Regions from separate parts of the Homo sapiens genome. Here region 2 is linked to region 1. Evidence: chromatin contacts called from ENCODE Hi-C or POLR2A ChIA-PET data. All regions are on one chromosome and are shown on one strand. Each heading gives the region's core, a stretch centred on a gene start or an enhancer-like site at or near the end of the contact. The rest is flanking DNA. Distances are from core to core; before and after follow the strand shown.

What was found. A loop is a pair of places that touch in the nucleus more often than their neighbours do. ChIA-PET counts read pairs that join two places held with the same protein, here RNA polymerase II (POLR2A). Pooled maps may share reads with other maps.
Region 2: a loop to region 1 is called in a map of astrocyte of the cerebellum, with 5 times the contacts of the local background. The contact joins two enhancer-like sites. A Hi-C loop is called at or near these places in 3 of 168 maps with a recorded cell type or tissue (PC-9, astrocyte of the cerebellum and heart right ventricle) and 4 of 50 pooled maps. POLR2A ChIA-PET finds 5 or more read pairs at or near these places in 3 of 52 experiments (HepG2, OCI-LY7 and activated CD4-positive, alpha-beta T cell).

What each region holds. Positions count from the first base shown.
Region 1 is chr14:103,204,227-103,207,121 of GRCh38, reverse strand. LOC124903391 reads left to right here. Exons shown (of 2, transcript XM_047432044.1): 1 at 1-174. The coding sequence ends at 31. Among named protein-coding and RNA genes, the nearest start is that of LINC00605, 17 kb to the right of the region's middle. Within about 2 kb of position 1,366, at least 2 of the 41 ENCODE cell types and tissues checked have a DNase peak (open chromatin) inside an H3K27ac peak, as active enhancers do.
Region 2 is chr14:103,249,269-103,252,332 of GRCh38, reverse strand. No RefSeq gene overlaps it. Among named protein-coding and RNA genes, the nearest start is that of LINC00605, 62 kb to the right of the region's middle. Within about 2 kb of position 1,297, at least 3 of the 41 ENCODE cell types and tissues checked have a DNase peak (open chromatin) inside an H3K27ac peak, as active enhancers do.

The DNA of each region.
Region 1 (2,895 bases), core at 117-2,616:
AGTGGGGCGGCTATTTCTCGGGGCCCAATGACGAGATGCAGATGAACTGAGGAGGAAGAGCGTTTTTATTTTCTGCAACTGGTTACAGGGAGAAAGGCCTGGAAATGATCACCGGACCAACTCAAAATTACAGTTTTCCAGAACTTACATACCTTCTAAGCGGTATGTCTACGTGTAAGTGTGCATGCATCTGAAGACATTAGTGATGAACTTACGGTCATCTGTGAGTCCTGAAGACCTTCCTCTGGAGCCTCAATAAGGTTACTGAATCTAAATGGGTCCAGATGCTGGGGGGATTACCTTTATCTTGTCTCCTGCTAAATCAGGAGGTTTGGGGAGTGCCTTCAGACCCTCAATAAACTTGTTTCTGGAGGCGTGGGGAGCTTCTTCAGACCCACAAAAAAACTCGTTTAACCCTAAAAGGGTCCTGATAAGAATTAATTTGTTATTTTGTCCTGCTTTAAGGCCCAGGGAAGGCCTAGGCAAAACTCTCGGTGGGCTCTTTGTTACTTTCCAGCCTTTGTATAAGGGCACTGGCTCTATCAGCTTTTAATGTTTAATCTAGCTACTCAGTCAGTGCTGGGACAGTTGTAATGGAGGCCTGCGTTAGTGAGACCTGGCCTGCCACACTGCCACCGAGACAGGGATCCCGGGAGTCTAGGCCTGGCACGCTCCAAGTCCCTTACCTCCTGCACTCCTCTTGTCTGGGCCCTGCCTTTGCTCCTGGGGGTCCTGGTGCCGGGTCAGCCCCGCCAGCTCCTGGTCCCAGGCCTGGCTCAAGGGTGGCCCAGGGAACTGCCAGGCCTGCTTGGCCTGTCACCCATACTGGGCCTGACCACCAGCTGGGTCCCTAGATCAGGCTGTGGCTCTGCTCCCCCTTCCAAAGGGAGCCCTTTCTGTCTTTGGACCAGAAGGTAACCTGATCTCTTCTTGGCCAACCTGAGAAATGCTGGAATTTCTCCATTTCAGATCCAGCCTCCAGGCCTTGCTCAAGGTCAGGCTTGGCTGGGTTGCTGGGGCCTCTCCAGGCAGGGAGGCCCCCAGGCTCAAGGGCAGGTGAAGGGGACACCTGCCAGGGAACTTCAGACTGAGGTCCTAAGTGACGGGTACTCCCCTCCCTGTCCCCCTGGAGTCGCTCATACCCAGGCCTTCACTCTAGCTCCCTCCAGCCCCCGGGGCACTTTATAAAATGTAAATCACCCATCCCTCCTCCACTTAAGCCCTCTCTACTTGATAAAGTCATGACTTCACACCATGGCCTAAGAGCAGAGTGATGACAAAACTCACCATCCAAACCTGGTCACCTTCGGAAGTGAGAGAGTGCCCATTCACGTGACAGTGGGCATGAACCTGGGAAGCCGGGCAAAGCCAGCTTGGGGCCACCCTACTTAAAAAGAAGGTCCTCAGGTTCTGGCCTCCCCACCCCCTTCCTCCCATGGGCCTTCATCTTTCTCACTTCACAGATTTTTTTTTTTTTTTTTTTTTGGACAGGGCCTTGCTGTGTCACCCAGGCTGGAGTGCAGTGGTGTGATCATAGCTCACTGTGAGGCAGGAAATTAAGGAAAGAAAGAATAATAAAATTTTAAAAAGAGAAAAATAAGCTTTCTATATTAGGCTGACTCATCCCAAAGGCAGTAACAGACAAAGCCCAGACCCAGACGAAGTCTTGATAACATCATCAAAGAAGCAGAGGCTCAAAGGAGTGTGCTCTGGAGACTCTCCCAGCACTCCCTCAACATAAGGATAAGAAAAAGTTCCCCCTCGAACCCCAACCCCCTCCATGTGATTGTACCTTGCTCTGCAAGTTTTATGAATTTATAGATTCTTGTTTTCTGTAACTAGAAACTTCAAGTATTCTGTTTTATCTAAGCAGCACAGTGAAGGTTATACAACATGCCTGAGCAGGCCTGGGCTGCGGCCTTCTGGGCCCCATAGCGAAGGTTATGAGATAAGCCTGTGCAAGGCTCTTTTAAGCAAGCCTAGATAACAGCCATCTGGACTGCATAGCAAGAATTACATGTAACCCTGGGTTATGCACCTGTCACAATTTGATTAACTGCCTATGTTCTGTCTCTGTATCCTTGCTTTCATGCCACTGTAAGCTTGTTTCAAACTAGCCCACTCCCGTTCAAAGGTGTGTATATGAGTCAAGTGCTGTCTTTGTTCTGGGCCCAGTTTTTGGATGTTAATCCACTGGGTCTGAGTGCACTCAATAAAATTCTCATGTCCCACCTACCTGTCTCTCCAGTCTCCTGATTCCCACAACAACCGCAGCCTGTAGCTGGGACTACAGCTACATTCTTTAAATTTTGTAGAGATGGGGTCTTGCTATGTTGCTCATGCTGGTCTCCTACTTCTAGCCTCAAGTGATACTCCCACCTCAGCCTTCCAAAGTGCTGTGATTACAGGCGTGAGCCACCATGCTGGGGCACTTCACCCAGCCTTCTTGCTAGTTCTTGATTTCAAGGGTGAAGGGGCAGGTTGTGGGACAGTGGGGGCTGGGCCACAAGTTCTGGGGTTGTCTTCCAGAGTGAACTCTGCCACCCTCTGCCTGGTGCTGAATCAGATGCCTCAGGACTTCAGGGGACCTCCCTGCCTGAGCTGAGAGTGGGGCTGTCACACTTTCCCTCTCCCTGTGCATGGGGTATCACTGAACTTTCCTCAGTCCAACACAACTCTCAAGGGGCAGGGCCCCAATACTAGCTGAGCTTGAACTTCCTGCCTCCCCAAAGAGTGGTGCTTGTGGCTGTTGCAGAATGTACTTTTCTATAAATAATGCATAGAACATCCTCAATATGGAATCTCGATTATACTGTCAGCTGAAGGATGATGAAGAAAGGACAGCCTTATTTCTCATAAAGTGTTGCATCCTGCAGGGTGGCAATCCAATAGGCT
Region 2 (3,064 bases), core at 48-2,547, 45 kb before region 1:
TCATAATGACTTCTAGTCCATCCATGTTTTTGAAAATGACAGGATCTCATTCTTTTTTATGGCTGAATAGTACTCCATTGTGTAAGTACCTCTGTTGATGGACATGTAGGTTGCTTCCAAATTTTGGCTGTTGTGAAGAAGTTGAAACTTTATTTGGGCTGTTTTCCAAATCCTTTCTTTCCTGCAAGAGTGAGGGCTTCTGTCTCTGTCTCTGGACAGGAGATTTAGGCAAAAGCTCTGCAGAGAATGTCTGTCTTCTCCTCAGCCTCATGGCAGCGTTTTGGGTTACAGTGTTGGAGTCTAGTGTAACTGCCCAATGGGTTCCTCTTGCCCACTGTTCAGAGGAAGCCAATTTATCAAGACAGGGAATTGCAACAGAGAAAGAAAGAGTTTAAGGCCGGGCACAGTGGCTCATGCCTGTAATCCCAGCACTTTGGGAGGCTGAGGGGGGCAGATCACCTGAGGTCGGGAGTTTGAGACCAGCCTGACCAACATGGAGAAACCCCATCTCTACTAAAAATACAAAATTAGCCAGGCATGGTGGCGCATGCTTGTAATCCCAGCTACTCGGGAGGCTGAGGCAGGAAAATCACTTGAACCCAGGAGACAGAGGTTGTCATGAGCCGAGATCACGCCATTGCACTCCAGCCTGGGCAACAAGAGTGAAACTCTATCTCATAAATAAATAAATAAATAAATAAATAAAAACAGTTTAATACATGTTGTCATCGGCTAAACAGGAAACTAAAGTTTTATTGCTACTCAAATCAGCCTCCCTGAAAATTCAAAGTTTAGGATTTTTTTAAAGATAGTTTGGTGGGCAGGAGGATGGGAAGTGGGAGTGCTGACTGCTTGGGTCGGGGATGAAACCGCCGGGAGTCGAAGCTGTCCTCTTGGGCTGAGTTGGTTCTTGAGTGGGGATCATAAGACGAGATGAGCCAGTTCACCAGTCAGTGTAGCCTCAGCTGACCCATCAGAATGCAGGGTCTGAAAAACACCTCAAACACCAACCTTAGGTTTCATAATAGTAACGTTACCTATGGGGGCAACTGGGGAGGTGAGGAATCTTGTGGCCTCTGGCCGCGTGACTCCTGAGCCAAAATTTCTCATCTGTGGCTCATTTGTTAGTTCTACAAAGGCTGTCTGATCCCCAGGCAAGGAGAGGGTTTGTTTTGGGGAGAGGCTGTTATCTTTGCTTCAACATTAAGCTATAAATCCCTCCCTTCCTCCTTTGGCCTACACTCAGGAATGAACAAGGGCAGCTTGGAGGTGAAAGGTAAGATGGAGCTGGTTAGGTCAGATCTCTTTCACCATCATAATTTCCTCATTGTTATCTTTTTTGCAAAGGTGGTTTCACTAGCACTGGTGATTTCACTTTTTTTGACCTAAAGTTACATAGCATGATTTTAAAATTGTAGCTGTTTCCTATTGCTGGTAATTTGGACTCGTCTTTTCAATTGTGACCAATTCCTGCTAGTTTCAAACCAAAGGGTGCATGAGGGTGAGTTCTCTCACCTGGAAGTTAAGAGACACTTGCTCCCTCCAAACCCAGCTGGGTGCTGCAGGGGACTAGAGATTTTATGGGGGTGTTGGGATGTTTGTCCATGATGTGTAGCAGTCTGAGAGGGCCTCCCTGCAGGACAGACCCCAGCTGGAAGGTGCACATAAGGGCTGGTCACCTGGCGCCTTTAGCACTCTACCACTGCAAGGGGACCAGGGATTCTGAGACACATAAGACAGTCAATCACGGTGTCACTGGGACCTTAGGGAGTGACGCTTGCAAGTAGCACACTTCAACCAGAAGCTCTGTTCCAGCCTTGATCACTTTTGAGAAGGAATTTCTAAAAGTATGGGAAAATGGTTGTCAAAAACTGAGCTTTCCTTTAAGGGGCAATCCCCCTTGGAAGCACCAGCCGGGTTTGTGGGTCACCCCTGTAGAGCGCCATGCTGTGGACACCCAGCCAGATGCACCCACATGACTCAGGATGACCCCAAATTTCAATGGCCAAAATCGGGGTCTTTGGAAATTTCTAAGTTAATATGTTTGTGCATACAATTAGCAGGTTTTAGAACCAGACAAATTGAACAGCAGTCCTATTTTAACGGTAGGTAGAAGCTTCTAAGAGAGGTATGGAAAAAATGGCTTCCGTCCAGGAGATAAGCAAAAAATTGTCAGAAACAATTTCACAACTAAAGAAAACCTTGAAAATGTCTTCTCTTTCTCCTTCCACTGCTCTCCTGTTGCCTCCTCCCACACCTCTACATCCACTTTTGTCAGGCCTTCCATGCTCTGGTTACCATCTCTCCTATCCCTCCTCCGCCAGAGGAAGAGGCTCAGCAAATCCCACAGCACTCTTGCAGATCTTCTGGTCAACCCGCTTCTTTCAACGAAGGCAGCTCCAGCAGCTGACTTGCCAGACCCAACCTCTTAAGAAGATGCAGATAAGCCCACATGACCAAAGAGGGGTCTGCTTCTCTTGCAAGAAACAAAGTCACCTTTAAAAAGATTGCAAACAACTTAAATGGCAACAGGAGAGAAAAACCACCCAAGAGAAACAGCTGCTCTGGGGAGCCGAAGGGGGCGTTTCTATTTCTCCTTCCTCTCCCATTAGGAGGAGTGGATCCACTGCTGAGTGAAGAGACTCCTGCTCTCACTGACACCAGAGCTGTCTTCTCTGTTCTCAACCCCATCATATATAACTGTCCCCTTCCTCAGAGGAACGAAACCACTGAAATGGTGGGAGTGCCTAACCCACCCATGACTGTAAGGCCCAAGTTTCAGAATTTCAAATAGGGACTGCATGAGACTATTTTTGCATTGCTGCAAAGAAATGCCTGAGGCCGGGCATGGAGGCTCACGCCTGTAATCCCAGCACTTTGGGAGGCCAAGGCAGATGGATCACCTGAGGTCAGAAGCTCAAGACCAGCCTGGTCAACATGGCGAAACCCCATCTCTACTAAAAATACAAAAATTAGCCAGGTGTGGTGGTGCGTGCTTGTAATCCCAGATACTCGGGAGGCTGAGGCAGGAGAATCGCTTGAACCCAGGAAGTGGAGGTTGCAG